Linked DNA regions of Homo sapiens: regions 1 and 2 are each linked to region 3. Evidence: chromatin loops called from intact Hi-C (ENCODE). Cell type or tissue: IMR-90. All regions are shown on one strand. Each heading gives the region's core, and the rest is flanking DNA. Links, peaks and the distances in the headings are about the cores only.

Region 1 (11,046 bases), core at 3,626-8,625, 100 kb after region 3:
TGTGTGTGTGTAAAGGAGTGATTGAAGATATAGCAATAATCATTTCCAAAGAAATGTTAGTAACTTGAGTATTTGCAGTCATTTTAGAAACAGGTATTGTGGAATTAGAATGGGTTTCTCTTTACATAAATTTTTTGAGTATATTTCAGCTACATGATTTGAAGTGGAGTTCAGCCCCTGTGTCTGGCAAAGCTAGACTTAATTGGATTAACAAATGCAATTCTAGAATTTTAAATAGCATATTTGTGCACAATCTTGGCATTCTAAATTCATTGGAGGCATTCTGGAATGCTTAAAAGTGTCCAAAGGGTCCAGACTAACCAATCTACCCACTTAGGCAAACATTTTGACCTAAGAGGAGGCTGCATTTTAATTTTAAAATGTTTTGTAATTTTGCAGTTTAGCTCTATAGTTAAGCTCATGAGCGTAAGCGCATCAGAAACTATACCTCTTATTATTATTTTGTTCCCATTTACCATTTTCCCCATGTGATAAATGGATGCCGAATATAATTTTCATTTTCAGACACTTCAGTTCTCATTCAAATTTCCTCTTCAGTGAAGTCAAAGAGTGAAAACACCTCATTCTTCCTCCTACCTTCATCCCTGGAATCCTGGGAGTTTAACTGGCTTGCCTTTATGAAATTTTATTCTGGTGATCACCTTCTGATTCTTCCTCAGTGTTTAATTAAAGTACACTATTCTGCCACGAAACTTTTCCAATTATTCTTGTCTGTATTTGACATCACATCGTCTGAATTTGTATTTTACCTACAAATTCAGACACTTTAGCTTGTATTTTTTCTCTAATAATATGACATGTATTTGATGTGTTTGGTCCCCCTAGATTACGAAAAACAGTTTTCAAAGATGGCATATTACATAGAAAATGTAATTTGGCTGGTAATTCAATTCTTCATTAGACATATGAATTAGATGAATTAGTTTTATTGCAAATGATTGTACCAGTTGTAACCGCATTTGGAGTAATCTTAGGTAAAAATACCTGACTTCAAAACATATATGTTGCCCTAAAAAATACATCCTGTGACAGATTTTTAAAAGTAAAAAATATTTACATCCTGGAAGTTAATTTTGCATCTCAGAAAAATATTTCCATTCCAGAATTCTTGGCATTTGTGAATAAAAGGTCTTCAGTTGAACTATGTGTTTGGTGAGTGAAGGTTTTCTAAAGGAGAATGAACATCAAGATTTCAGCCTAATCTTTGGTCATTCTTTGCACATGTAGTCCTCTTGTATCCTAACTTGACTTTGAGGTGGTGCCTGGATCTAAGCAAACACTAATAACACCTGTATCTTTTTGTCTTTCCATTCAGTCTCAGTTTTCTATATTATTCTGGGTTTGAAGCCTCATTTCTCTACACTTTCAATGAAAAAAGCAGTGAAGAAAGAAAGGAAGGGAGGGAGAGAGAGAATCATTCCTCTCAAGTCATGTTTTGTGATGTTGAGGCTTTCCTGAAGATGGTTATAGAGAGCGGGTTATAGCTTAGAGCTTGGAGCCTTTTCTGCCTTTCTTTCCCCCTTCATTTTCCTGGAGTCCTCTTCTCTTATGTGAAGTACATTTATTCATATCCAGGACCTAGAGGCTCAGCCTCTCCTCTGAAATGGGCTTTAGAAATCTTATCTTCAGTAAAGGTGAGTCCTCTCCTTACAAGTGAACTTCGTATTAGTAGCCAATAAATTTTTTTTTCAGATTTCTTCTTTCAAATATCCTTAGCAGTAACTGGGACACTTGACCTTATAAATTTTATATTGAAGTGGAAGACACTTGGTCCTTGATTCCACAAGTATTTGTAGCCATGTGTTTGAAGTATCATGTACTATTACCATAGTAGCTAACACTAAATAAATGTTTACTTTGGCTATGCACAGCTCTATCTATATTCCCCACAAAAAACCTATAATGTCATTGTATTCGTTTCTTGGGGCTTCTGTTAAAAATTACCACAAACTGGGTGGTTTAAAACAACAAAAATATATTTTCTCACAGTTCTGGAGGCCAGAGGTCAGAAATTGAGGTATTCTAAGGGCAATGTTATCTCTAAAGGCTCTAGGAGAGGATTTTTCCTTTCCTCTTCCAGCTTCTGGTGGCTCCAAGTATTCCTTGGCTTGTGACTAAATAAGTCCAATCTCTTCGTTTGTCTTCACATGGCCTCATTCTCCGTTTCTTCCCGTGCAGCTCAACCCTGTGCATCTTTCAGAAGGCCACTTGTCATTGGACTTAGGACCCACCAGAAAACCCAGAAAGATCACTTCTCAAAATTATACCTGTAAAGACTTTTTTTTTCTAAATAAGGTCACATTCACAGGTTTTGGGGGTTAGGACATGGATAAATGGAGTCCACCATTCAACCCCCTATAGTAAGCTTATTTTATGGCTGAATAAACAAAGATCTAGAAAATTTCCATAACTTGGCCAAGATTAGAAAGGCAGAATTTGAATCTGGATTAATCTCCCATCAAAATGCGTGTCATTTCTATCACACTGTCTCTTATGTGACTCTCTGGATTGCATGTATATCTTGAGTAGAGTTGGACATTTGTAAACATGATAAACCTGCCCTCACCAGGAGAGATGCCTATGGACTTTTCTTGGGAATATGCCTGAAGTACAGTTATCTCAGTTATCCAATGTTAAAATGCTGATAAAAAACAGCAGCCTCCCAGCAAACCAACTCACTGCTGTAAACAGCATTTACATCATTCCCTTTCACATCAGAAAAAGAGGCAGATGGTTTAACTCATGCATTTGGGTTATCAGCAGGACAGAAATTTCCACAGATAAATGTAAACAGTGCTTTTTTAAAAACATAATTTTTATGGCATATTTTAATCTGAGTAGTTGTTTATCACTAAAATTCAGAAGACACTCTTAACTTGGTACACATGACATGTTGACCTAGACCCAGATGTCAGCACACAACCTATCTGACTATTTTTATTTTAACCTCAGCTGCCATTTTCCCTGACCTCTCTAATGGGGTTATTTCATAATAACAGATATTTTGTTTCATTTATTGTTCCAAGAATGGCAAAACTTCATCTTTTTTTTTTTTTTTGTATTCTGGGTTTATTTTTTCCTCTCCAGTTCATTTCAGTTCTTTATCTCAGCAACTGCACCAAATTGCATTGTAACAAAAATTGTCAGGACTTTTTTAAAAGATGAAAATTAATTCAGTGATGTATGCTTTTGACTGATATTACTTTAGTTCAATTTTATAGCTAGGGAAGTGGGTTCAGAGGCAAATGACTTCATAAGTTAAAAGGCAAATTCTCAGCGATTTCCTGGCCATTGCTCTGAGGACCATTGTTGACTCTCTCTTGTTGAATATAACCCATATAAAAATAGAGTCTAAGCTTTTTTTGCAGGGGGATGGAGTCCCCCTCTGTCATCCAGGCTGGAGTGCGATGACACAATCTCAGCTCACTGCAACCTCCGTCTCCCGGGTTCAGGTGATTCTCCTGCCTCAGCCTCCCGAGTAGCTGGGATTACAGGTGCCTGCTACCATGCCCAGCTAATTTTTGTATTTTTAGTAGAGACGGGGTTTCATCTTGTTGGCCAGGTTGGTCTTGAACTCCTGACCTTAGGTGATCTGCCTGCCTTGGCCTCCCAAAGTGCTAGGATTACAGGTGTGATAGTCTTTTTTATTCTTGCAATTGTCACATCCCCTAGCATCTGCTTAGCATTAAAGCAATTGCTCTGAGTATATTGTTTAATAATTACTTTCTTCATAATTTTGTTTTTTTAGAGTCTTTATGTTGATTATAGGCTAAGAATCTTTGCTTTGAATCCCTTATCTCCCAAGATGCCTGGATTGTTGTTCTATTCACACTGGCACACAGTATGTCTACTAATAATAGTGTCCAGAAAGGGAAGTCCATGCTTTTCAGGCTCAGGAAGCAAAGGTTGCTCATTTCCACTACATTAGGCTACCATTACCACAGCACTGTCTGGTTTTAAAGATCATGGACTCCAAACTCAGGCCACCTGTTTTCAATCCCAAACTCTGCTTTTTGGTCAAATTACTTAGCCTGTCTGTCCCTCCGTTTTCCAACCTATAAAATGGAGATAATAATACTATTATATCATGGGATTGGTGATGGTTAAGTGAGTTAATACTAGAATGAGTTAATACTAGAATGAGAACAGTAACTTGCATATAGCGATCACTAAATATGTATTTATTAAATAGGTAATTTTTTCCAGGATTACTCCTATTGCCATGTGTTGTCTGTGTGCACCAGTCTTTTCCACTACCAATTCACTTTCCATTGAAACCTGAGTGACCCTTCTAAAGTACAAATAGGTTACTTTACTTCTCTGCTTAAAAACTGATAGCTTCCAGCATTTATGAATTAAATGGTGCCCAGCTAGACTTCTTTCATAAACGTCTCAAGTAACTGACAGTTTTAAGCCTGCGATCTTTGAAAGGAGGGGAACTCATGAAGTGGGGTCCACAATTGCCAGTTCTCTGCCTGAGAACAATTTTCTGATTGCAGAACAGAAAGCTGGAGTCAAGCAGAGTACAGTGGTCCCACTGAGCATAGGGGCAGAGATCAGAGTTCTGGGTAGCTGAAGCAGCAGGAATATAATAGGTAGAATGTCATAGAAGAAGGAAGTTCTCAGAAATTTGTGTGATGGAACACTTCAAGTTCATGACTGAGAGGGGGTTGTATAGGTTCAGGGCAAATAACCCAAGGCTTAACAGCTAGCAATTGCTCTAGGGCTGAAAGGTGAACAAAGATATTGGAGGTTAAGCAGTGCCTGCAGATACTGGAGTTCCAGCCTTGCCAGAGTGGAGAAATGTCCTTCAAGCCTCTTTAAAACCTCTGGAATCCACTTGAGATGGCAGAAAGACCATGTCTTAAGAGTAAAGACCATGCCCTAGAGAAAGACTTAATGTAGGATTATCTGAAGAAAGCCTAAAACCAACCTCTACCAAGATCCATAGAGAGACAGTTTGGAGGCTGAGTCTTACCAGCTTAGAGGGGCTTGCAAAATACCTTGGGTTTTTACAGTTCCTAACTGTATTAGTTCGTTTTCACGCTGCTTATAAAGACATACCCAAGACTGGGTAATCTGTAAAGGAAAGAAGTTTCAAGGACTCACAGTTCCACATGGCTGGAGAGGCCTCACAATCATGGCAGAAGGCAAAGGAGAAGCAAAGGCATGTCTTACATGGCGGCAGGCAAGAGAGCTTGTTCAGGAGAACTCCCAGTTATGAAACCATCAGCTTTCGTGAGACTTATTCAGTACCACAAGAACAATATGGTGAAACTGCCCCCATGATTCAGTGATCTCCACCTGGCCCACCCTTGACACATGAGGATTATTACAATTCAAGGTGAGATTTGGGTAGGGATGCAGCCAAACCATATCACTAATTAATGAAGCACAAAATCAAGCCTAGACACATTCTAGGGGGCAGCCAGAAATTAAATTTGTTGCTAAATAGGAAGCAAGGAAGATAGAATCCTAATTTTCTAAAATATAGTATCCCAAGTGTCTAGTATTCAATCACAAAATAAACAGAAATGTAATATATATCCCTTATCCAAAATGCTTGGGACCAGAAGTGTTTTAGATTTTGGATTTTTGCCAGACTCTGGAATATTTGCATATAGATAACATGGTATCTTGGAGATGGGACCCAAGTCTAAACACGAAATTCATTTATGTTTCATATACACCTTATGTACTTAGTCTAAACGTAATTTTACACAACAGTTTTCATAATTTGGGGCATAAAACGAAGTTTCAACTGTAACCTGCCACATGAGGTTAGATGTGGAATTTTCCCTTTGCGAGGTCATGTTGGTACACAAAAACTTTTAGAATTTGGAGCATTTTATATTTTTTGATATTTGGATTAAGGATGCTCCTCCTATACATACTCAAGAAAAGAAAAAAGTCAGTAATTGTAAAAATGGAATTGATTTTCTGTAAGACAATTCAATGAGAAATGATAGTCTTTTCAATATATGGTGCTAAAACAATTGGAATCTGATCTCCGTATGTAAAACAATTAACTTCAACCCTTACTTTACACCATATACAAAAATCAAATTGAAATGGATTATAAATCTAAATGCAAAGATTATGACTATAAACCTTCTATAAGCAAAAATAGGAAAAAAAATCCGTAACCCGAAAAGAAAGTATTGATAAATTGGGCTTCTACAAAAATTAAAATAATCACTTTTCAAAGAAAACACTTAATAAAAGGGCAGGCTATGTACTAGAAGAAAATATTTACCACAATATAACTAACAAAGTACTTGAATCAACAATATATAAAGAACTCTTTCAAAATTAATGGCAAACAATGTAAACAAATTTTACAAAAGGCAAAATACAAATGGCCAATAATCATGTAAAAATGATGTTCAGCATCACTGATCATCACAAAAGGACAAATTAAGATCACAATGAAATACCACTTCACACCTACTGGAATGACTAAAATTAAAATGACCAGTAATATAAAATGTTTACAAGAATGTGGAGAAACAGGAACTCTCATACATTTACAGTAAGGTGTAAAATAGAGTGACCACGTTTAAAAAACAGTTTGCCAGTTTCTTATGAAGTTAAACCTACTTATCATGTGACCCAGTGATTCCGCTCTTAGGTATTTACTCCAGAGAACTAACAACTTATGTTTATAAAAAAGGCTGGTACATGAATGCTCATGGGAGCTTCATTTATAGCAGCTAAAATCAACCCAAATAAGGGTGGGTTCTAGTAAATTAATGATTGGATAAACAAATTAGAGTATATCATAAAATCAAATCCTACTCATCAATAAAAAGGAATGAGCTACTGAGATACACAACAGCATGGAGGAATCACATAGACGTTATACTTAGAAAAGTCTATTTATATTAAATTCTAGAACAAGTAAAACCAATCTATAGTGATAGGAAGTGGAGCAATTTCTACCTGTATCAGGGGGTGCTGGGGAGGGAGGGGAGATGACTGCAAAGGGGCACTAAACAACTTCATCAGGAGATGGAAATGTTCCATGCTTTCATTGGGTTGCAGGTTACATATGGAAACATTTTTCAAAATTCATTTGACCTTAAGAGTGTGCATTATTGAATATAAATTGCACCTCAATTCAGTCCATTTAAAAAAAATTAAATCTTTCATAACCTGACTTTCACCTTTCTCAGCAGCCAAATCTATAGCTGTTTCAACTTGAACTTTAAGTTTTTCCTTTTTGGGATGATTCTCCATTTCTTACCTTCAAGTTTTTGGATATAATGTTCCTATCACCTGATCATCTTTTTACTTCTTCTTCACTTGAGAAAAGCACTTCCTTATAAGCCCAGATTGGTTAAGTATTCTTCCTGTTCTTACAGCACTAAAATAATGCTCAATAGAGAATATATCGCATTTTATTGTTTTTGCTTAGTTAATTGCCTGCCTTTCCTGTTACATTGTAACCCCCCCTCCCCCACAGTACAGGAACTGTGCATACTTTGTTCCCCACCATACATATCCCAGCCTTGGCTTATAGCAGGCACTTAAAAAACATTTGTTTAATGAGTGAATGAATGAACCAATAATGATCAAATGAGCTCACATAAACTTCCTGAGATCTTCAGGTAGATTCTCAGTGATTTCTGAGAAGGTTCCGTTTTCAAAGGGCAATTAATTGAGGGTTTCCCCCCTAAGTAAATGTTATGTTATTTTTGGTATGGCACCTCACATTTTATTATAGATATTTTCTTCTAAATTGTATTTCTCAGAAGCCACCGTTTTTGTAGGAGCAGTGAGTCACTGAAATGCAATTCTTGGTTGTGCCTTGCCCCACTATCCTGTCACCCCAGCTAGCCAGACCAAACATTCCATATTAACTGTGTTTTTGATTGTCTAAAAGATTTCTGTCTGATTTAGATTGTTCATCATGGTATTTTATAGTCTTCTTCTACTCCAAGAAGTGTAGCATATTCTTCTCTTCTTATAATGTCTTTTGCCTTTTCGCAAATGCTTTTGAAAAATAAGCATCCAGAATATATATAAACTCTATAGATGAAGTCTAATAAGATAGATTCTTATTTATCCATGCCACTGGTTCTTGTGTCTTTTATTCTATTTTTTTGACATGTAGATTCAGAGCTTTTAGGAAAAACGATGCCATTTCATTAAATTCAAAGCATTAGATGAAAGTAATACCGTCTCTTCAACTTGCTTAGAGATTCGTGTGGACTTAAAAATAAACCAATCATTGTGTACTCCATGAAACAGTAAAGTCATGTCCAGGACACTAAATGACAGTTGGAGTCTGCAATGCTGTATACATTAAGTCTAGTTATTAAACATCCCTCTAAGATAGGCATTAATAATCTCATTTTACAAACAAAGATAATGAGCCGCAAGGCAGTAATGTTTTCAAGGTCAAAACTAAGTGATTGAGCCAAATTCCAGGCCTGTGAGACTTTTAAGCCTATGCTTTTTATATGCACCACATTGCTCTCCTTAGTCTGCAGAGGGAAGGACATGAAGGAGGGAAGAACGACCCACAGTTTTTCAGCTAGGCAGACTGCATGGCAAGTGCTGGTGCCCGTATTCTGAGACTAAGAATGTAGACAGAGGGGCAAGTTTGGAGAACATGATATTTGGAGATGTCTGAAGATCAGTGTTTGATGACCCTGGACAGAGATGCCTGTAGGTCATTATATCCAGCTACTGCAGGCAGTTGGGAATGAGAGTCCAGAGTCCGCAGTATAGGCCTGGGCTGGAAATGAGGATGTGAACACCATCCATAACCTATCTAGTGGCTGAAACTCTGAGTATTACTGAATCATACCAAAAGAGTATATAGATTGAGAAGAGGCTGAAACATCCACTACTGATTCATTGCTTTCTGGATCCCTTGTTGTGTACCTTATAAAAGAATCTAGCTGGGTACAGTGGCTCATGCCAATTATCCCAGAACTTTGGGAGACCAAATTAGGAGGACCACTTGAGTCCAGGAGTTTGACAGCAGCCTTGGCAATACAGAGAGAACTCATCTCTTAAAAAAAAAAAAAAAAAAAAAAAAAAAAAAACCCAGCTGAGTGTGGTGGCATGTACCTTTAGGGTAGCTAAGGTGGGAGGATTGCTTGAGACTGGGAGGCAGAAAGAAATTGTAGTGAGCCAAGATCATACCACTGCATTCCAGCCTGGGCAACAGGGCAAGACCTTGTCTCAAAAAAATTGGATTCATTCATTTAACAAATATTGATTAGTTACTGGGTATCAATTATGTGCTTAACAGTAGGCTAGGCTCTACGGCAAATGGAAAGGAAGAAGGTATAATTTCCCCTCTCCAAGAGCCTGCAATCTGGTTGGCAAGTCTGCATACATTTATATACCAAGTACAATCTAGACTGTGGACAGGACCAGCATGTTTTATGCTCCTGGATATGTTTCAAGGAAACTTTGGGGATCTCATAGCAAATCATCCCAAAGCATCCAAAAGGTGCAACATAAATATTACTAAGTTCTTCCCAATTTGCTACTTCTCTATTCTCCTCTTCCAAAGCTGTTCTTTCTTGAGCATTTTATACTTTAAGCCCATTTATTTTAATGCCAAAGAATGCAGCTGGACCTCAGGAAAACTGGAACTCGGAATTGCAAAGCTGTAGGGAGACCCACGCATGACCTCACTCCATCTCCCATCTCTGCTTCTTACTGCATGTCTGATTCATTCTTCTCTCTGCAGAACTTCTGTCTCTTTGCTCCAACACATGGCTGACAAAATATAACAATTCCAAATAGAATATGGCTACTCAGTGTTTTCTTGGTCTTGAGTCCCTCTTGGTTTTCATCTCTTCTTGACACTGTGCGTGTATTATTTTTAATCCTGACGACAACCCTTAAAGACTGAAATTATTCCTTCTGCATTACAAATGAGGAAACTAAGGCTGGGAGAGATTGTGAGCCCCCGAGTCACTGTCATCTGTTGGGGATTCAAAGATGGAAAGACAAGGTCCCTGCCCTCATAGAATTCAACAGTACAGTGACAAAGCAGGTAGTCATCATCTTATACACATAGTCATACAATGATCATTATAGCATTCTGCGAGAGGTGCTATCATAGCTATGTGAACAAAGAGTTGTAGTAACACAAAGAATGAAGGCTGGGCAACGGGGAATCACTGTAGAAAGGACACTTAAACAAAACTTGAAAGGATGTATGGCTCTCCAGGTAATAAAGGTGGGGGACATGACATCTTAGTCAGTAGGAATCTCAGGTATAGTGATAGACTCATAGGAGTACTTCTTGTAAACAGGAAAAGTAGTGCTGTTTGTGTTTCTCTTTGGAGCCACGGCTCACCTGCTGGGCTGGCAACCGAAGCACAGGTGCACTCATGGCAAGCCTGGCTATTGATTAGTTACTAGGTATCAATTATGTGCTTAACAGTAGGCTAGGCTCTACTAGCCTGCTAAAATAGTTCAAAATGATCTGATTTCCAATAAACCAGAGAAGAGAATGCTGGAGACTAATATTTGGTATAAAAATTTATTCTCTCTCTTGCTCTCTAGTTTCTTCTCTCTCTTTCTCCTCCTTGCACCCCCACCCCAAACACAATATAAATCAGCACAAAAAACAATGCGGGCTTTGGCAGTAATTACTGTTAGTTTTGAATGCTGAGTACCTACCAGACATGGGCATTACAAAAGCTGCTTGTGTAGTACGTTACACTTTTTCTCAGGATACCATCAAGGATACTTGTGTTGTCTCTATCTTATGGCCTGTATCATACAGCTTTGCATAGACTTTTTGGTAATATGACTGAGGATTTTGTACAGACTGATTTGACATCATATAGGTTACAGAATCTTGCATATGTCTCTTCAGAAATAAGGTTGAAACGTAGATGCTATCTATACCCAGAGCAGCCAAAGACTGTCTCTGGCTTGCTGTAAATAGAGAAAAGTACTAATAGTTTCTGCTGCTTTCAAGGTGCATTTCCCTATAGCTAAGTATACCCTCAAAAATTTTTAAATCAAAAGTTTTTTCTTAAGCCATAT
Region 2 (11,046 bases), core at 3,765-8,764, 330 kb after region 3:
TTGACAGATGGGACCTATTTAAACTAAAGACTTCCTGCACAGCAAAAGAAACTATTCACAGAGTACACAGACAACCTACAAAATGGGAGAAAATATTTGTAAACTATGCCCCACAAAAGTCTAATATCCAGAATCTATAAGGAACTCAAATAATTGAACAAGCAAAAAAAAAACCATTAAAAATGGGCAAAAGACATGAACAGACACTTCTCAAAAAAAACCACAAATGACCAACAAACATATGAAAAAATACTCAACATCATTAATCATCAAAGGAATGTAAATCAAATAGCCACAATGAGATACCATCTCACACCAGTCAGAATGGCTATTATTAAAAATACAAAAAACAGCAGATGCTGGTGAGGCAGCAGGAAAAAAAAGGAACACTTTACACTATTGGTGGAAATGTAAATTAGTTCAGCTTCTGTGGACAGCAGTTTCAAGATTTCAAAGAACTTAAAGCACAACTACCACTTGACCCAACAAATCCATTACTGGGTATGTACCCCAAGAAAAATAAATCTTTCTACCAAATGGGCACATGAACTTGTATGTTCATTGTAGCACTATTCACAGTAGCAAAGACATGGAATCAGCCTAGGTACCCATTAATGGTGGTTTGGATTTTTTTTTAGTGTGGTATATATACACCATGGAATACTATGCAGCTGTAAAAAAGAATGAAATCATGTCCTTTGCAGCAACATGCATGCAGCTGGAGGCGATTATCCTAAGCAAATTAAGGCAGAAAACCAAATTACTCACTTATAAGTGGGAGCCAAAGGATGGGTACTTATGGACATAAAGATGGCAACAACAGACACTGAGGACTACTAGAAGGAGGAAGGAGGGGGGCAAATGTTAAAAAACTACTATGCTCAGGACCTGGGTGACAAGATCAATCATACTCCAAACCTCAGCATCACACAACGTACCCAAGTAACAAATCTACACATGTACCTCCAAATCTAAAATAAAAGTTGAAATTATTTTTTAAACTTAAAAAATAAAATGAAACAGATGGCCATTGCTGTGGCTGCCAATATTTCTGCTATTACAACAATAATTCAATGAACCTTTCATGTTTATTTCCTTGCACATTAGTGCTAGTGTGTACTAGAGTAGATGCCAACAAGTTAAACTTCTGGGGCACAAAGTATACACATTTTCAGTTTCAATAGATGCTACAGAACTGCTCTCCAGAAAGGCTTTTCAAAAATGAATCTCACCTCATCTTTGACATCATATGACATTATTTAACATCTTTAACAAACAAGGAATAAAAGGACACTAACCCAACATAATAAAGGTCATTTATGAAAAGCTCACAGCTAACATTATACTCAATGGTAAAAGACTGACAGTTTTTCTTTAAAATGAGGACAAGACAAGGGTGCCCACTGCCACCACTCCTATTCAACATAGCATTGGAAGTCTTAGCCAGAGCAATTAGGCAAGAAAAAGAAATTAAAGACACCCAAATTGGAACAGAAGAAGTAAAATTTTCTCTGTTTGCAGGTGACATGATCCTATGTGTAAAAAAAAAAAAAAAAACCCAAGGATTAAACACACACATTTGATATAATAAATAATTCAGTAAAGTTTCAGCATACAAAATCAACATACAAAAATCAGTAATATTTATACACAAATAATGACCAAACTAAAAAGGAAATTTTGAAAAATCCTATTTACAACGGTGTCAAAATAATAAAATGCCTGGGAATAAACTTAACCAAATAGGTGGAAAATCTGTACACTGAAAACCATAAAACACTGGTGAAAGAAATTGAAGAAGTCACAAATAAATGGAAAGACATCCCACGTTCATGGATTGAAAGACTTAATATTAAAATGTCCATACTATCTAAAGCAATCTACATATCCAGCACATTTCCTATCAATATCCAGTGGCCTTTTTTTTCAGAAATAGAAAAATTTGTCCTGAAATTCAGATGGAAGCTTAAGGGACCCCAAATAGACAATAATTTTGAAAAAATAAAACCCAAAGTTATATGACCCACACTTCTTGATTTCAAAATATATTCCAATGCTACAGTAATCAGAGCAGTGTGGTACCGGTATAAAGGCAGAAAAATAGACCAGTGAAATGCAATAGAGAGCGCAGAAATAAATCATCATGTATATGGTCCAAGGGTCTTCAACAAGAGTGCCAAAACTACTCGACGATGGGGAAAGGACATTCTCTTTAATAAATGGTACCGCAAAAACTTATATCAACATTAAAAAATAATAAAGTTGAACTTTATTTTATACCACATAAAAATATTAATTCTTAATGGATTAAAGACCTAAACATAAGACCTACAACTATAAAACTACTAAAAGAAAACATAGAGAAAAAACTACATGGCATTGGTCTTGGTTGGCAGTGATTTATTGGCTATGACACCAAAACACAGGCAACAAAAGCAAAAATAAACTAATGAAATAATATCATTTAACAACTTTTGTGCATCAAAAGACATAATCAGTAGGTTAAAAAGCAACCTATGAAATGGAAAAAAATATTTACAAACTATATACTTGATAAGGGTTAGTATCCAGAATATATAAAGAACTTCTACAACTCAACAACAAAAAAATCAAATAACCTGATTAAAAAATAAGCACAAGACTTAGACATTTCTCTAAAGAAGATATACAAATGACCATTAAAGACTAAAGTGATTCTTAACATCACAAACCATCAGAGAAATGTAAATCAAAACCATAATGAGATATTACCTCACACTCTTTAAGATGCTTAGTATAAAAAAATCAAAAAATAACAATTGTTTACAAGAACATGGAGTAAATTAGAACCCTTGTGCACTATTAATGGGGTTGCAAAAAGGCGCAACCAGTATGGAGAACAATATGGAGAGTCCTTAAAAAATTAAAAGTAGAACTACCACATGATCCAGCAATTCTATTTCTGGGTAAATATCCAGGAAAAAAGAAAGCAGGATCTCAAAGAGATATACGTATACCCTTGTTTACAGCAGCACTATTCACAATGGCCAAGAGGTGAAAACAACCCAAATGTCCATCAATGGTTGAATGAATAAACAAAATGTGGTATGTATATATATCTATGTGTGTATACATCTATATGTATACATATGCATATACATATATGTACATGTGTATGCGTGTATACATATATGTATATGTGTATGTGTGTATACATATACAAATAGCTCTCTATTGTATTTGTATATGTATACACATACATGTGTATGTGTGTGTATGTGTGTATGTGTGTATACATATACATATATGTATATGTGTATGTGTGTATATATATTAGGATAATGTATATAATATAATATATTATATGTTATATAATATATTATATGTTATATAATATAATATATTATATGTTATATAATATATTATATTATATGTTATATAATATATTATATTATATGTTATATAATATAATCTATTATATGTTATATAATCTATTATATGTTATATAATCTATTATATGTTATATAATATATTATATGTTATATAATATATTATATGTTATATAATATATTATATTATATGTTATATAATATATTATATTATATGTTATATAATATATTATATGTTATATAATATATTATATGTTATATAATATATTATATGTTATATAATATATTATATGTTATATAATATATTATGTTATATGTTATATAATATATTATGTTAGATAATATATATATTAGGATATTATTCAGTCTTCCAAAGAAGGCTATCCTGTTACATGCTACAAATGGATGAACCTTGAAGGCATTATGATAACTGAAATAAGCCAGCACAAAAGGACAAATATTGCATGATTCCTTTTATATCAGGAATCTAAAGTAGTTAAATTCATAGAAACAGAAAACAGAATGGCGGTTACCACGGACAGATTGCGGGGGCAGGGGGCGTGTAAAGCGAAGGTTTTGTTTAATGGGTATAGAGTTTCAGATCTGCAAGACGAAAACGTTGTGGGTATTTGCTCACAATAACGAAAACATACTTAAAGTACTAAACTGCACACTTCAAAATGTTTAAGATAGTAAATTGTGTGTTACGTGTTTTTTACAATTGTACAAAATTGACAATGAAAAAAGTTTTTAGATTGTTACCAATCTGACAAATGTAAAATTGTATTGTTTCTTTAGTTCTCTGATCATTAATGAAGCTAAATATCTTTTTATATATGTATTGACCATATGTGACTCTTCTCTGTATTTCCTGTCCAGAGCTTTTGCTTATTTTTCTTTGAGTTGTATTTTTTTCTTGTTTACATGTAGGATTTTTATGCATTTTTTCAAATTCACATAAATTGACATTTTAATTGCTAGTACAATTTCTCTAACATTATGCTGTAATTTCTAGTCAGCACAGCAACACACCTAAACACACAAAGGAATGAAATAAAGGCCTTAGTCTTGCTTTGGCTATATGGGCTCTCTTTTGTTTCTATATAAATTTTAGAATTGTTTTTTCTAGTTCTGTGAAGAATGATGGTGGTATTTTGATGGGAACTGCATTAAATTTGTTGATTGTTTTTGGCAGTATGGTCATTTTCACAATATTGATTCTACTCATCCGTGAGCTACATGTAAAATTCTTTATATATCTAGAAACAAATTATTTATCTGCTAAATGTGTTGTACATATTATCTCCCAATCTTGCCCTTTGACTTTACCTACAATAAATTTTTGATATATAAGTATTTTCATTTTGATTTAGTCAAATGTAAGCTCATAATTCTATCCCTTGATTTTTCATTTTTAGTTTTAGATGTGATAATATTTAACTGTTCACACACACACACACACACACACACACCCCTCAACTCCCACCACCTGAATAAACCCTTACTTCCTCTTCTCCTAAATATGGTTACATCATCATATTGGTTAAATCAATATTTAATGTTTACATTATTCTAACTATGTAAATGCTACTGAAATCTGAGATCTATATTATGCTACAATGATGTTACCTTATTTGTCCTGCTTTGATTTTTCCTAGAGTTAATCATTATTCTGTCTTTTCATTTGCTTATTTTTGCATCTACTTGTTATTCACCACCAAACTCTTCCCAGTTTGGTACATTTCCTCTGAATACATCTGCAACCTTTTATTTAATTTTTCTTCTTGAAAAAATTCTCCTCCGGGCCTCTGACATACTTCAGTCTGAATCTGTTGAACGTTAGACCTATTGCAAGGCTGTCCCCATAAGATGACTTTTTAGTAAAAAACCAATGACATCCTTGAAATTCCCTGCACTTTTCTCTTGTGCAGGATGCCTATTGCCTGCATCACATTCTTCCTCTTTCTTAGTTACTCCCACATTTTAGTGAAACATGTCTTCTTGTAGCTTTGTACAAAAGGTGCATAGGTAGTAAATTTTTTTAATTCTCCAGTGTCCCAAAAAGTTGAAGGAGCACTGTACAGGGCAGGGCTGCAGTCAAGTGAGAAGCCTTGTTCTTTGGTACTGTATTCACCATCTCTGTGATCTTGGGACAGTCACAAAACTCTCTGAGCCTCAGTTTCTCTTTCTGAAATAGACAATAATCCAAGCTGTGCCTGCTCAGAGCTATGGCTAGGAGAGTGCTTGTAAAGGGGCTTTGTATAAAAAAGGTATGTACAAACAGTGTGTGCTGGAGCCACAAGAGTCAATCGTTGAGCCATTGGTAGCTTGAAACTGGCCATAGTAGAAGTATTTACACTATAGAAATTGACAAATGTGACAGAGAGTTGTTTTGTTTTGTTTTTTTTTGGAGGAGAGCTGGTTTAGGAGCACACTACTTACAAATACAAGTGATTATAACAACTGTTTTCATTGCTGTGCCCTCCTTAGTGATCCATGGCCTAATGTATAGCTCAATTATAGTTCTGATCACATATAACATTATTATACCATAGGTCATGAACTCCTTGAGACATGAGACTTTGTGTTACTCATAGAGATGTATCTCCCCTGCACTATTTTCCCCCGTACCTAACACATTGACTGGCACTTAGTTGATATTCTATTCCAAATTTTTGAGTGAGTGACTAAAATTTTTGATTGATTGTTTTTATGAGTTGGGAACAACCAGAGAGAAGATGAGAAGTGAGGGAAGGGGTTAGGAAAGGTGCATGACACCTGGAACAGCTTTTGAGAGGAGTGCCCTATTAGGTGTATTAGAAAGAGCCGTCCTTAATGGGAAGTTTTCTATGAGCCAGATACTATTCTTAGGTGCTGTGCAGAAATTATCTAATTCCATAACAACTTATGAGGTAGGTATTATTATCCCCATTTCACAGATGAGAAAAATATGATGTCTGGTGTTAAGTAATGTTCTCTCCATCACTAAGGCTGAGGTTCAAATCTGATGAATGTCTGTGTGCTTAATCATATCTCTACACTGGAGGTCGAAAATGATCTATGGGCACATGGGTAAAAATAGTCATAATGATCTAGTAAAACAGATCCATTTAAAGTAAAAGGGAGGAGTAAGGATTGTAGCAAATGCAAACTGAAGAGCCCAGACCCAACTAAAAGGGATAGCTTTGTGACCTGAGGAAATGTGGTCTGTTGAGGCTAGAACTTGGAGTTGTTTTTCAAGAGAACCTGGAAATGTGGAATTTTATCTCCTGAATTACAAATGTTGGTACCTATAATTAAAAATAAAAAAGACTCGAGATGAAACATCTGTAAGTGGTCTATCAGTTTGCAAACTTTGATATACTGCCTATCCCCAAAATACTCTTCGAGCAACTAGGGGGCAGCATAAGGGTGTAGAGTGTCACTGGAGGTGGAAATGGATGAAACGAAAGGCAAGTTAGTCCAGCTCACAGTTTCTCCCAGAGAGCAGATACAGAGAGCACAAAGGTCCTGCTATCACGTTACAGAGCAGAGGCCAGCAGAGACGGGAGGAGGATGAGGTAAGGCTCCGCGGCTGGTGCACATTCCGTCTTCTCCAGGCATCCCTGGGGAGGGCACATTCCTCATGGTCAAGAGGCTAAGCTGTTGATTTAAAAGATTCTTAGAATATTCTCTTCAATACCCCCAGAGGGTTCTTCTTGCCTTGGAAACAATATATCTAGGCCATGCCTTGGACTGTGGGACCTCCCTAAAAGGGAGTGGGAAAATGGTCATGACTCTATCCTCCTAGGTAGAGTGTCCTGGGGTCTGACAAGTCCCTTCAGGTCCCTTGTCCATTGATTTCTTCTTCCCTTCCCAGGGAGTAGTGCTGGTCACACTGCTGAGTCACAAGCGAATTCCCTGTTCTTTCCCATAAATTTTAGCCTCTGCAGAAAGTTGGAAGATTGAATCCTGTCATCTAGTGGATCTGCAGTTCTTTTTCAATGAAGTTTTAAAATAGTTGCAAAGTTATTTACAATTACCTCTTGAAAATATAAGGGCTAAACTATAAGCCCATTCTTCATGGAATGCAGCTGAATCCCTGAGATTAATTAAGGAATTTAGATGAAGGACCGACGAGACATGATCTGACGATGAGGACTCAAAGAGGAGGTTTCCACAAGCTCAGGTATAAAATAACAGGTGACTGATTCAGAGATGTGACTACAAGGTGTAAAAGGAAAGTTTAGGCCTGCATGTGATCAACTGTCTCAATGAGGAACCCATGACTGAAGCCTGTTCAGACAGGCTGCTGGCATGTGTACTTTGAAAAATCTCTGCTATTCCTGATAGCCTTTCCGCAAAAGCCTAATTGAGAACCTCTGTAGTAAAAGAGAAGAGAGATGAAAAAGCTATGCTGGGAGAGCGGGGCTGTGAATTAGTCAAACTGGGCACAAAGCTTTTAGGGAAGATGTTAAAAGGTCTTCGCTGTGACTTGGCTACAACAGCCCCTGGGGAGATGATAAATAGATACAGAGCTTTATAGAGCAATGCTCCTGTTGTTCCTCGACAGCACAAAGGTCTTCAGAGATGGTGCCCTGGGGCTGTAACCCTAATTTCTTTTTAACATTCACAACTCAATAGTGCTTACAGATAAAGACCCAGAGATACAATGGTACTTTATCAATTAAAAAAAAAAAAAAGAATTGAGGCTCTGCTAAATTCTGCCACAGAACAGAGCACAGAATAATACATTCCATTATGCTTTAATTCCCTCCACTGCAAGAATTTAATACAGGAATAGCCCACCCATGCCCATGCTTCTCCTCCCCTATTATGATAGCTTTACTCCACGCTCTCTCCCATCTCACCTTCCTGCTTCAGTGCGTTGCAGACAGCAACCTGCCAATCCCTGTCCCTCTTACTGCGGCCTCACCCTCACCCTCCTGCCGCACTGGCCCACAGCAGCAGTAGCACAGGCTCTTACTTATGCACTCCCCTACTCTCAGCCTCAGCTACATTCTCTCATGTAATCTTCATGCCCATTTGATGAGGCAAAGGCTGTCCTTATTTTTTAGATGAGGAAATTAAGATAGAAGGTAAAGGGTAATTTTTTCAAGCTTCCAGAGCCATATGCAAACCCAGATTCAGCTGGACTTCAAAAACATCCTGACAAATACCAAAAATCCCTGACTTGACCACGATGCAATCAATGCATGTAACAAAAATGCACATGTACCCCAGAAAATGCACATGTACTCCATAAATTTGTACAAATTAGATAAAACAGACTGAAGTATAGTGATTAAATACCTTAAAATAGGCAAAACAAACAAAACCATCTCATCAGCTTTCACTGAATGATCCACACACCCAATCTTCTCCCCTTTTTCATGCTTCTCTAGTTCCCCATCAAGTGCCCTCTCTGTCTAACACAAGGTCACTCTTTCTCTAACTTTCTTGGCTTCCTCTTGCTGTTACCCAATAAATATTCCTCTTCTCCTTTTTGCTATTTATTCTCCTAGACTAGGATTTATGAGAATAGAGCCCAATTCTATTTCAACACCATTTGTGTGACCTTGGGCGACAAAATAATTCTATAACACTCTGAGAAGAAGATGCAGTTACTTTCTCCAAGGGGAACCTAGCACCATCGACTTGTATTTGTCTCAGCCTCTGTCTGCATACAGCAGCTTATATTTTATTGGGGTGACTAGGTACACGCACGCAAAATAGAGGGCAAGTCAATGCTTCTAAAAATTGTGGGGAATCTAAAAGTTTGGTAGAAAGTTGGATAATCGGTGTCCCTGTGGACTAGCATAGTTGGCAATGACCTAATAGAGGAAGAGAGATTCAAGGTAAGTCTAAGAGCATGGGTTCATGTGTTAGCTCAGGCTGCTGTAACAAAACACCACAGACTATGTGGCTTAAACAACAGGAATTTAACTTCTCACGGTTTGGGATGCTGGAAGTCCCAGATCAAGGTGCTGCTGGTCATTTTGGTTCCTGGTGAGGGCTCTCTTCCTGGCTCACAGAAGGCTACCTTCTTTCTCTGTGTTCTCTTGGTTTTTCCTTGGTGCCTGCACACAGAAAGAAAGATAGAGCAAGCTCTCTGGTGTCTCTTCTTATAAGGACACTAATCTTATCAGATCAGGGCCCCACCGTTATGACCACATTTAACCTTAATTACTTCCTTGGAAGCCCCATCTCCAAATACAGCCACACAGGGGCTTAGGGCTTCAACATATGTATTTGTGGGGGACACAAACATTCATCCCTTAACAGGAGGATATGACTAAAGAGTGTGAAGGAAAGCATTGTGGACCTAACACAGCATGAAAGAAAATGAAGAGGTAAGAAAAGTGTATATGCATAGGTGTGCGTGTGTGTGTGTGTGTAGAGTATGCACATGCACATGAGAGGACATTATTTCTGAACAAATATTAATTGAGCACCTACTGTGGTCCAGGCACTGTTCCAGGCACAGGGACACATCAGTGAACAAAACAGACAAGGCTCCTAACCTCATGAAGTTCACCTTCCAGCAGGCAGAGACAAACATGAACACAGTGAGTAAATTAGGTAGTAAATTTTATCAGATGTGTACAAGGGATAAGCACTATGGAAATAAGAAGAAAGTAGAGCATGCTATGGAGGCCAGGGGTAGGGATGGTGCAGGGAGGAGGTTGAGAAGCTCAGTTAGGGGAATTAATACGGGCTTCATAAGAAGCAGAGAGCTGAGCCAAGACTTGAGGGAGGTAGTGAGGTGGATGAGCCAGAGAAAGCATTGCAGACAGGGGGAAGATAAAACAAAGGCATGAGAGGCAGGAAAATGCAATGACACTCAAGAAAGAATGAAGAAGTGGGAGAGGAGGGAGGGAAAGCAGGAGCTGTAGACAAAGACAGAGTGACCTCCAAAGCCACTCCAAGGAGGACTTGGTGGGTCCCCTGCATCACTGGGAGCCATTGCAGGGTTTGAACAAAGGAGTGACACAATCTGACTTCCTGAAGCCTGGCTCTAACTGACTTGTGTAGGGCAAGGAGCTGAGAGATCAGTAAGTATTTATTGCAATGATCTAGAGGAGACATCATGGTGGCTCAGACCAAAATAGTGACAGGGGAGGCAGGAGCAGGGGTCTGATTCTGAATGTGTTGATGGTAGAGCCAAGAGAATTTGCTGACAGGCTGGGAAAGAACAGGGGGAGGCAAGAATGATCTTGAGTATTATGTGTGCATGTTACAACAGATTGTTTCACTAGTAAGAGCACTCTACCTCCTCCACCCCGACCTCACCACTCTTACTTAAGGGATGAGAAATGCAAGATGCAAAGAACCTCACTGCAATTACCCAAAATGTCTATGCAGTTAAGGGATTCAAACCCCAAATTGTTCCTGTTTGTAATTCCTAGCATAACTTCATTTTACATTGGCTGAGATCCATATTGTTACATACAGGCATTCCTTGATCGCCCTTTGAAAAATTGCCATCCTACTCTCCGTTTCTCTTTCTTAGTTTAGTTTTCTCCCTAGGAACTGCCAAAATCTAACATAATATATATTTTACTCATGTATCTTGTTTATTGTATATTTCTTCCCATGAGAATATAAGAGCAACTTTTCTCAGTTTGTTCACTACTGTGTATCTACTGCCTAGAAGAATGTCTGGTGTGTGGAAGGTGTTCAGTAAATATGTATTAAT
Region 3 (11,046 bases), core at 3,816-8,815:
TTGGAGATTCTGTACTAATATCAGACAAAATGACTTTAGTTGTGATAAAGAGAGGCCTTTTCTAATGATGAAAGGATCCATCTGTCAGAAAGATATGGCAATTCCAGGTTAAGCATCTCTATTCCAAAAATTTGAAATTTGAAATATTCCAAAATGCAAAATCTTTTGGGCCAACATAATGCCATGAGTGGAAAATTCCACACCTGACCTCATGTGATAGGCCATAATCAAAACATTGTCAAAATGTTGTTTCATGTACAAAATTATTTAAAATATTGTGTAAAATTACCTTTGGTCTATATGTATAAGGCGTATATGAGACATAAACGATTTTGTGTTTAGACTTGGATCTCAGTCTCAAGATATCTCATTATGTATATGTAAATATTCCAAAATCTGAAACACTTCTGATCCCAAGCATTTTGGATTAAAGGATACTCAACTGGTGTATACATATGTGCAGCTAATAGCAGAAAACTAAAATACATGAAGCAAATACTGACAAAAATGAAATAAGAAATAGACAATTCAACAACACAGTTGGAAACTTCAATATTCTACTTTTAGTAATGGCTAGAACCACTAGGCAGAGGGTCAACACAGATCTAGAAGATTTTAACAATGCTAGACCTAATGCATATCTATAGATAACACTCAACAACAGCAGACTACATTTTGCTCAAGTGCACATAAAACATTATTCAAAATAGAACATATACTAAGCCATAAAATAAAGCTCAATAAATTTAAAAAGATAAAAAATAATACAAAGTATGTTTTCTGACCACAAAGGAATGAAATTAGGTATTAAAAACAAAGAAATATGGGGAACTCCCAAATATGTGGAAATTAAGTGACACACCAGTTTCAATGAAGATATCAAAAGATACACTTTGATATAATTTTAGGTGAATACAAAAAGGCCAGGCACGGTGGCTTACGCCTGTAATCCCAGCATTTTGGGAGACCGAGATGGGCAGATCACTTGAGGTCAGGAGTTCGAGAGTAGCCTGGCCAACATGGTGAAACCCCATCTCTACTAAACATTACAAATAATTAGCCGGGCATGGTGGCACATGCTTGTAATCCCAGCTACTTGGGAGGCTGAGGCAGGAGAATTGCTTGAACCCAGGAGGTGGAGGTTGCAGTGACCTGAGATCGTGCCATGCCATTACACTCCAGCTTAGCAACAAGAGCAAAACTCTGTCTCAAAAAAAAAAAAAAAAAAAAAGAATATTACATGATAGAGTAAAAGCAGTACTTAGAGGTAAATTTATACTACAAATGACTATATTAAAATATATCCTACCCTTCTGTATTGACATTGGGAAAAGGAGAGTAAACTAAACCTAAAACTAGCAGAAGCAAGGAAATAAATATTAGAAAGGAAATTAATGAGATGTAGAATAGAAAAACAGAGAAAAATAATGAAACCAAAAGCTGGTTCCCTGAAATGACTAATGAAATTGACAAACCTTTAGCTCAACTAACCAAGAACAAAAAAAGGACTCAAATGACTAGAATCAGAAATGAAAAGGGGGACAAAACTACTAACCCTAGAGAAATAAAGAAGATTACAAAGGCATAATTGAAGAACTGTATATTAAAGTATTAGACACCTTAGATGAAATGGTCAAATTCCATTTTAGAAGGACTATATTAAAATAGATCATAACTTTCCATATTAAATCAATTCAAGGAGAATAAGGATTAATTAAACCAATTGTTTGGCATAATTGAATTTTAATAATTTCAGTTCATTGTACAGGCTTCATATATTTAGGTTTTGAATCCCATGTAGCCATGGATACTTCTTTGTCTTTTTCCCTAATAATCAACCCATTATTGATTTCAGGGCTTTAATTGGGTTGAAGAATGAGCACAAATATTAACTGTTCCTGCCTGAAGAATGACGATTATTGTGAAAGGACTTTTTAACGTGTGCAACAAATGATCATAATTTCTTTTTGATTTTTCTTTGTGATAAAGGGAAAAAATAGCATTAGTAATTGTTACAGAAGGTAGTAATAATATATAATAATTATATAATAATGGCAGAGTTAAGTTGAACACAATTTAGTAATCGTTTTGTTCTACAATATTTGTAAGATTCTTTTTCCTTTTGTAGTAAGTTTGTGTCTAAATTTTAAACATCAGACAAGTTGTTTTTAATTTTAGTGATGATCAGAGGAAATTAATGAGAAGCATTTGACTTTGCTTGTCATGCAAAGTGTACTGGTTTTGGTTGGTTTTTGTTTGTTTAACATTTGACACATTCTAGGAGGTACGATTGTTTCGGTTACCTAAACTGTGTTTTATACTATATGAATGAACTTACCCAGGGAATGGAGTAGATGAAAAAGAGAAAGCAGGAAGGAAATCTCAAAGGGATATTTTTATTTCTACAAAATAGCAGACTTGTAGCTTTCCTATCAAAGAAAGAATAATAATTAATTATGGGCCAGCAGCATGAACATGGGCAGCTCCTGGGAGCTTGTTGGAAATACAGACTATCAAATACCACCACAGACCCACTGAATGTGCATTTTCACAAGATCATGTGATTCCTATGCATATTTAAGTGTGAGTAGCCCTGATAAGGTACCCCTCCCCTGTATTATCTAGAAGCACTTTCTGTATTTGTGGTATTCTGCTAGGTGGGGGGTTCTACCCACCTAGCCCAGTGTTTACATTTAGATAAAAGGCTTTAAGCCTTAAGCTGTGAAAGATGTTTATGTAATTTACAACATTACTGATTAAAAGAGAAAGATGTATAAAGCACCAGGAGCTCTAGTTCCATTAAAACTGAACCGTAGGTGTGGTATCTGTTTCACGTGTAAGTAAGCCAGCTTTTTTTCAGTTAACCAGTACAAAGTAATTTAAATTCTTTGCGTCTTGGATTTCACTTGTTGTTAGAAGCTCTGGGCCTAAAAGTTATTATGCAATTTTGAATGAATCTTATAGGGGGTCAGTTTTTAGACAGTTGTGTCTGAAGACTGAGGATGCTATCTGCCCAAGGGGAGAGGGCATACTTTGGAAATTTTGGCACCTTTGGCTGAAAGGAATGTTTGTGGCCTGACTATATTTACTCCGCCTGCCTGAGATTATTCTGTTAGTATTTTGATATAAACCCATGGTAAAAAAGATGAGTATTAAGGAAAATCCGTAAATTATGCTTGCATCAGATTGAGAATTTTGCATTCCACTATCATTGCCTGAGGACATTTGGAGAACTATTAATATATTTAAATGATATAATAGTCCCTAAATGCAGAACCACAGAGAGTGTATTAACCTAAGTATTCTGGACAAATATTAGCAGATTGAATGATGTCAGTATGAACTAAGCCGCTACCAGCTTGAATCTGTTGATACAATTTGCAGTCACATTAAATAGTCAGTTTTATTCATTAAATGACAACTTCATCCTCCAAAAACCCATCTTGTTTGTAGTGTGATATGAATGGAGAAAAGCAGATAAAAAGCAAATATCAGGGCTTTGTTCTTAGCAGTACAGTTTAAGCAATTTTCTCAACACCCTCGTTTAATTTTCTTTCAAGGAATACCTACTATCTGTTAAACACTTTCCACCTGCCCAGTGTTCTAAACTTAATGAAACAACATGGCAGTAACTTTTGCAAAAGGCAGCATTTTCTAATGAAAATGCTCTTTGGTTAAGGAACACCAGAAACACACTTTTAGTTGAACAAGTTGATGATTTATTATTTGATAAAATGAAAGAGAATAAATCCCATGGAATCGTGGGACATCTCAGTAATAGTGTTGTTATGAGTGAATATTTGTGTCCCCCCAAAATTCATATGTTGAAGCCCTGATCTTGATGTAATTGTATTTAGAGACGGGGCCTTTGGGAGGTAATTAGACTTGGATGAAGTCATGAAGATGTGGCCATCATGATGGGATTAGTGCCGTTATAAGAAGAGATATGGTGGGAGTTTCCTTTTCCTCCCACCCCTGCCATATGTGGACACAACGAGAAGGCAGCAGCCATCTACAAGTCAGGAAGTCACCCCTCACCACAAACAGACCACGGTAGCACCCTGACCTCAGACTTCCAGGCTCCAGAACTGTAAGAAAATAAATTCTACTGTTTAAGTCACCCATTCTATGGCATTTTATATGGCAGCCTGAGCAGACCAATACAAGGGTGCTGGAAAGAACCTATAATAGCATTTGAGCATTGGTGGGGTGACTTTTGGGAGGGTCCAAGAAAGCAGAGATTTGCTCTAGATTGGGTACTCTCAAAAAGTGGGGACAATTCCGTGACTGGGTATCTCAGTGAACAGAGAGGGCAGACAAGAAAGAGGATAAAGCTATTTTTTTGTAAAGGAACAGCAGTCACTCATATTAGCCAGGAGATAGGGAGGTTGGGTATTTCGTGGGGGACATAATGACCTTGATTTTGTCTATGCTAAGATAAAATTATAAACTGACGTTGTTTTGTCTCACTTTATCATGGTCTCAGAGTGACCTTTTCTGATATTGGTGTCATGTGAAATTGTTTATGTCCTACAGGGAAATAACATGGCCTAACTGTGAGTACAAGGCCAGCTTCTTAACAACAGTGAAGCCCAGCCACACATGTCAGACTAGTTCCAGATATTACAGGCTGATTTCCTTTTCACTAGCTAGAAAATTGTTTTCTAGATGTTTTGGAAGAATTATTCCTTCCAGTAGCAAAATATATTTTATTTTAATAAAAGTATTTTTGATTTAGAGTCTTTAATTCATTCAATAAGCAAACATTGAATAGATAAAAGGACCATACATAGACTCTTAAAATTTCAGTTGTGAAATAAAGCTTAAACAGCATCTAATTCAATCTCTCGTTTGATACTGGTATCCTTTCTCTGACATTGCTGCCTAGTAATTGCCTAGTCTGTGTTGGAATGGTTCCAATAAGAGGAAGCACTCACCTTCCTGAGAGAATTCATTCCATAAGTTGAATAATCAAGTTAGACTTTGATTCGTTGTATATTTCATCTATTGGCTTTATTTGTACCCCTGAAGCAACAGAGAGCAAAACTAGTGTTTTCCATAAGAAAGGCATTCTAATCAAGGAAAAAATAATTCACACAAACTAATTCAAAGAAAAAAGTAATTTTTTTTAAAAAAGGCTACAACAGGCAATATCAAAGACAATAAAAAGAAATTCCCATCACACTGAAGCAAGCTAAGCCTCTTCCTCACGTCTTCCAGAGTCATACCATCTCTGATTTCTATTTTTCACTGAGTGTCCTTCCCATTTTTTCCTGCTTGCCAATCAGCATTCTGTTTCCCATTTTACTCGTAGCTTCAGCCAGCTGATTACTTTGGCTTACGGTGGTCCTAGCTCCAATGGAAACTGAAATCCCAAATCTACAGGATATTTTATCTTAAGAGCTTATGAACTTATGAGCTTAAGTGACTCAGTTTTGGATTAGTTCAAATTTAAGGGTAAGGGAAATCTGCTTGGATCAGTTCAGCCTATGATTTTTCTTCCTCTAGGTCAGGTGTTCAGTCTTGTCTAATTGTTCTACTTCTTAAAATGCAGCTTTTGTAGACAAGGGCCAGCACTGTGTTCATTACAGAAACTATTCAAGGTTCAAAGAGTTATTTAGAAATGTACCAGATTAGGGTAGAGGATGTGAAAATATAGAACCATTTAGGAAAATGGTCCCTAAACATACGAAAAATGCTCAACTCACTCATAATATGAATATAAAATAAAACTACTCTGTAATGCCATTTTTCACAGGCCTGTAAAATTGTGGAGTAAAATGTTAGATATGTTAGCCAATATAGCATATCAGAGGCTGTGAGGAAGTAGACCTTTTTACACATTGCTAGTAGGAGTATATATTAGTACAGTTTCTATGGAGATTAATTTGACAATGTGTTCGATTTAGATTTTCATCATTAGGGACGGAATAAATTCATTAAGATGCAGTCATAGAATGAAAACCTATGTAAAAATGATAAACATAGAAATACTTTACTTAGTGATATGGTATTTCCACATAAAAAAAAAAAATCCCACCTTCCTGGGCCCTTCCCCCATCCCCAAAATATCCATTAAAGAAACTAGACTCTGCTACACTGACAGAAGAGGGCACCATTGAACTAAAAATTTTGTAAGCCACCACACATCTACGAAATGGATTAGACAAAAGTGAATAAATCTATACAAATCTGCTATCTACTATAACAAAATCAAAATCAAAATTTTCATCCGATAAAAATTTGTCTTCAGAAAGCATCACGAAGCAGAAGAAAAATGTAATAAAAAGCTCCAAACTTGATTTAGAATTCTTAAGCATTTGTTGATATGAAAACATTAAAGGCAAAGTGGACAAAAAGCTATAGAAATCAAAAGAGATTGACTAAACTCAGGAAAGAAATTAGGAAAAGGAGAAAATTATCATAAATATGAAGACTAAATTAAAGAGTGCCTAAGGGAGGACAGACTGAAATGAAAATTTTATGGTATATTGAAGTAGGAAAACATAAAAGATATTGAAAAGTGACACACAGAAAAGTAAAATGGAACAGAAAAGAAGTGGCTGAAATGGAAGACAGGCAAAGAAGAAGACATATTAATTATAGTCTTTGTGGGTACACTAGCATGTCAGAAATCATCACTAAAGAACTTATCCATGTAACCAAAAACCACCAGTCCCCCAAAAACTATCGAAATAATAATAATAAAAAAAACTATAGTCCCTGAAGCAGAAAAAGAAAACAATAGAACAGGGCTAATATTTAAAACTTTAATTCGAGAACACTTTCCAGAAATAAATGAAGACCTGTATGTGCATATAGTAAGAGCTCAGTGGGTAGCTGGAAAAATCAACCTGGAATGGTGAACTTTGAGGCACATCCTAGTAAAACTATTAGATTTTGAAATCTAAAAAATAATTTTCTTAAGCCCTCCTACCAAAAATATTAAATGATTTACAAGGAGGAAAACATAGACTGGAGTCAGACTTCTCCAAAACAACATACAAAGTAAGACAGCAATAGAGCAACTGTGCAGAGTGGGGAGTGTGGAACTAGGAAGAAATTTTGCATTGGGGATTCTTTATTCAGATCTTAGAACAATAGGTAAAGTCTACTAGGGATGGTTTTTTTTTCTAAATAAAGGGACAACTGGGAAAACTTCAGAAATGGGGTATATGGTAAACATCTACTAGATTTTATCATAGATATGAGATTAAAAGAAATATGGGTACAAAGATATAAGTATAATGTAGAAATATTACATGTTCTGACAATGTAATGATGCAAACAAAAGAGAGAGGATAAAAGAGAGGTAAAGGTAAATAGGAAAGAGAAATAAGCTCTTGGTAGTATATTTTATATGTGAGAATTAAAGGATCATTAAAAACTGATAAATAAGAAGGTAACAGACAACTGAAAAAAATTATTTGCAATATACAGCCAAATAAAGGGCTAGTATCCCTAATGTATAAAGAACTATTAAAATTGAGAAGAAACACCAAAAGCTTGGTAGAAAAGATATGAACAATTTACAAAAAGAGATATAAAATTGACCCTTAAGTATTTGAAAAGTTATTCAGCCTCACTGATAATATAGAAGTGCAAATTGAAACTACAGAAATATATTTTTCATCTCTCAGATTGGAAAAAACTAAAAAGTATGGCAACACATTTGTTGGCGAGGTTATATGTAATCTGGCACTCTCATACTGACAACCTCAAACATGCCAATTGGTACAGCCTTTGGAGAGGGAATTTGGCAGTATCTAGTAAAAGTATTTAGACATTTACCTTTCAATGCAGACACCTTTTCTAGGAATTTATTCTGAAGATTTTCATTCAACAATTCAAAAAAAAATGCACGCATAAAGTTGTTTACTACAGCATTTTTTTGTAATTGCAACATATTGGAAATAACCTAAATGCCTTTATGTAGGAGAGAAGTTGAGCAAATTAGAGACTGTTCATCCAATGTAGTACTATACAGCTTAAAAAGAATAAGGAAGACCTCTATTCTGATATAGAATAACTTGTGGTATACTGTTTTATGAATTTTTAGAAAGCAAAATGCAAAAGAGCATCTAACACCTATAATTTTTATTTAAGGAAAAGGGAAATAGAAATGTATACATATTTGCTTATTTGTACAGAGAAAAACACAAGGAACATAAACTAAAACTAAAAAATAATGAGCTAGTTGCCACCAATGATGATTAGGAATATGAGAGTGAGAGCAAGAGAGAGAGAAGGAATGAGGTAGAATACATGGGTTCGGGGGAGAGATAGTTCTCTATACGTATTTGTATACTTCTGACATTTAGTACCAAGATGATGTTGCACATCCTAAAATAAATGAAGGAATGGATGAAATCAATAGGGTGTGGGGGGATGATGGAATACTAACAGGATAAATGAGGCTAATTGTATTTCAAATGGATAACATAACTATACTGAATGGGAAGGGAGCAGACTCATTTAAAGAGCTTTGAACATTGTATTTTGATTATATATCCTCAGGTTACAGACAAAAAGAACTTTAAACAAACATTTATTCTAGTTAGTAGGTTTATTTTTCACAGGGTGTACTAATCTGTTGTCATGCTGCTAATAAAGGCATACCAGAGACTGGGTAATTTATAAAGAAAAAGAAGTTTAATGGATTCACAGTTTCAGATGGCTGGGGAGGCCTCACAATCATGGCGAAAAGCAAATCATAGCAAAAGCATGTCTTACATGGTGGCAGGCAAGAGAGCTTGTGTAGGGGAACTCTCATTTATAAAACTATCAGATCTCGTGAGACTTATTCACTACCATGAGAATGGTATGAGGGAAAATGCCCACATGATTTAATTATCTCCACCTGGCCCTGCCCTTGACACATGGGGATTATTACAATTCAAGATGAGATTTGGGTGGGGACATAGCCAAACCATATCACAGGGGTATAAATTAGCAATTCTGAAACTATTTGAAGTGTATTCTAGTATAGAGTAATACATAGTAGTATGTGAGACAAGTTTTTTTATTATCAAAGAAGCAAGTTACGGATACATAAAGTGGAGACTAGAATGAAGTTTTTGATGTTACGTTAGAATTTGAGATGCCATTATGAACTCATGGCTTTAAAACATATAATAAAATATATGTAAATAGAAACAGATCTGTGTGTGTGTGGGGGGGGGGCGTGTTCTATCTTTGTTCACGAAGATAACCTAGAAACAATACCATTTAATACCATCGAGCATCCCTGCCATCCAGATGTAGTTTCTAAATACCATTGTTTACTAAAAGGAATAGGGGTTCCTTAAAAAAAATGACTGGTTCCAGGGCTGGTGTAGAGAAAGTTCAAGTTCAATTAGAACATCTTTTTGTGTGCTGTTAACTAAGGAAGTGATCAAATAGTGACAGAGACATGACAAAAAGGCATTGGAACTAGTTTAAAGAGCCCTCACTGACCAAATTTTGGACAATTGAGCATCAAAATAAATAATGATAGTTAGATTAAAAGTCATGAGTTTTTTATATAAACACATAAATAAATATAAATAGGGTAAAGGAGCACTCTGTCTAATAGTAAAATATTAAGTAGTAAATATAGATGAATGATGGAATTAGCAAAAAATATTGAAACATCCACCATAGTAATAAATGTTTCAGTCAAGAATCATCAATCAAATTAGTGAGTGGAAATATGCTGATGAGAAACAAGTTTTTACATAATCTCAAAGTATCACCCCATAAGATACTTATTAATTACAAAAGGAAAAATAGTAACTTTATCGTGGACAAACTTTCAGACACCATCATAACCAAATAATATAAGTCAGCATTGTTAGTGATAGGACAAATGTCATGTACTTCCAGCTATGATGTACCTAGAAGACACATATTTTCTGTTATTCCTGCCGAAAGCAAAAATGTGAATCTATACTTGAAGAAACATCAGACAAACCTAAACTGAGGGGTATTCTACAAAATATCAAGGTTATTAAAGACTGAGACATTGTTCTAGAATAAAGGAGACCTGACAACTAAATCCAATATATAATCTTGAATTGGATCCTGGGCAAGGAAAAAATTATATTTCTATAAAAGACATTAGTGAGAAATAGCCAAGAGACTCTTTGGGATTCAGAGACTCACCCTTTGCCTCTTCACTTCTCAAAGTTGATTACTATTTTTCTGTCTTGGTTCACTCCTTTCTCCATGTTTCCCCAATTTCTCCAAAAGATGAGAACTTTAGCCTACTCCTTTTGAGAACAGAGGGCTTATGCAGAGGCTGGGAGGCAGTTATCAAACAATTTATACTGAAGTCCAATCACTTCCTTCCACTCTTATTTCCCTGATCCTAGCTACTATCATCTTGTACTTGATTGTTGCACCACCTTTTTTATTGATGCTGTTGCTTTTACTATTGCTTTCCTGTAAACTATTCTTAACACTGGAGTCATAGTGAGCTTAAGTCAGATCATGTGACTCTTCTGTTCAAAAGCCATTAATATCTTTCCATCTCTTCAAGAGTAAAAGCCAAAGTCTTCACAGTGATCTGCCCATCTGTCCCACTGCTGCTTTAACCTCACCTTCTTCACTCTCTACTTCAAAAAGCTCTGAAGGACTGTTCTGCCCCAGAGCCTTTGTACTCACTGATTACTCTGCCTGAAATATACTTCTTTCAGATGTTTATTTCCTTTACTTGCTTTTAGATCTATGCTCAGTATCACTTATCAGAGTTTTTTCACTGGCCACCTCTTATATAATACTCCCTCCTATCACAGTTGCTCTTATTCCCTATATTAGTTATTTATTATTGAATAACAAATTACCCTAGACTCAGAGGTTTAAATCAATAAATATATATTGTCTCCATTTCTGTGGATCAGGAATTTAGTAGTGGCTTAGCTGAGTGATTCTGTTTAGGCCCTCTAGTCATGTTGCAAGCGAGGTCAGCTGAAGAAACAACCATAAGTCATGAGTGGGGCTGAAAGATCCACTTCCAAGTTATCTCACTCACATGCCTGGAAAGTTGATGCTAGTTTTGGTTGGAGG

The links. A loop is a pair of places that touch in the nucleus more often than their neighbours do. Peaks named below come from ENCODE experiments on the same cell type or tissue, not always from the same donor. Only the 100,000 strongest peaks of a DNase experiment are listed, where the experiment ranks them.
Region 1: a loop joins it to region 3, with 2.2 times the contacts of the local background. A loop is called at or near these places in 2 of 110 quality-filtered maps.
Region 2: a loop joins it to region 3, with 8 times the contacts of the local background. A loop is called at or near these places in 3 of 110 quality-filtered maps.

The regions. Positions count from the first base shown.
Region 1 is chr5:33,071,528-33,082,573 of GRCh38, reverse strand. No RefSeq gene overlaps it. Among named protein-coding and RNA genes, the nearest start is that of LINC02120, 130 kb to the right of the region's middle. In IMR-90, for the core only: no CTCF peak of the experiment used is centred there; DNase peaks (open chromatin) are centred at 6,633 and 8,403; H3K27ac peaks cover 2,284 bases.
Region 2 is chr5:32,848,535-32,859,580 of GRCh38, reverse strand. No RefSeq gene overlaps it. Among named protein-coding and RNA genes, the nearest start is that of LINC02120, 93 kb to the left of the region's middle. In IMR-90, for the core only: a CTCF peak has its summit at 6,774; a DNase peak (open chromatin) is centred at 6,910; H3K27ac peaks cover 533 bases.
Region 3 is chr5:33,176,161-33,187,206 of GRCh38, reverse strand. No RefSeq gene overlaps it. Among named protein-coding and RNA genes, the nearest start is that of LINC02160, 48 kb to the left of the region's middle. In IMR-90, for the core only: a CTCF peak has its summit at 6,106 (motif pointing right); a DNase peak (open chromatin) is centred at 6,116.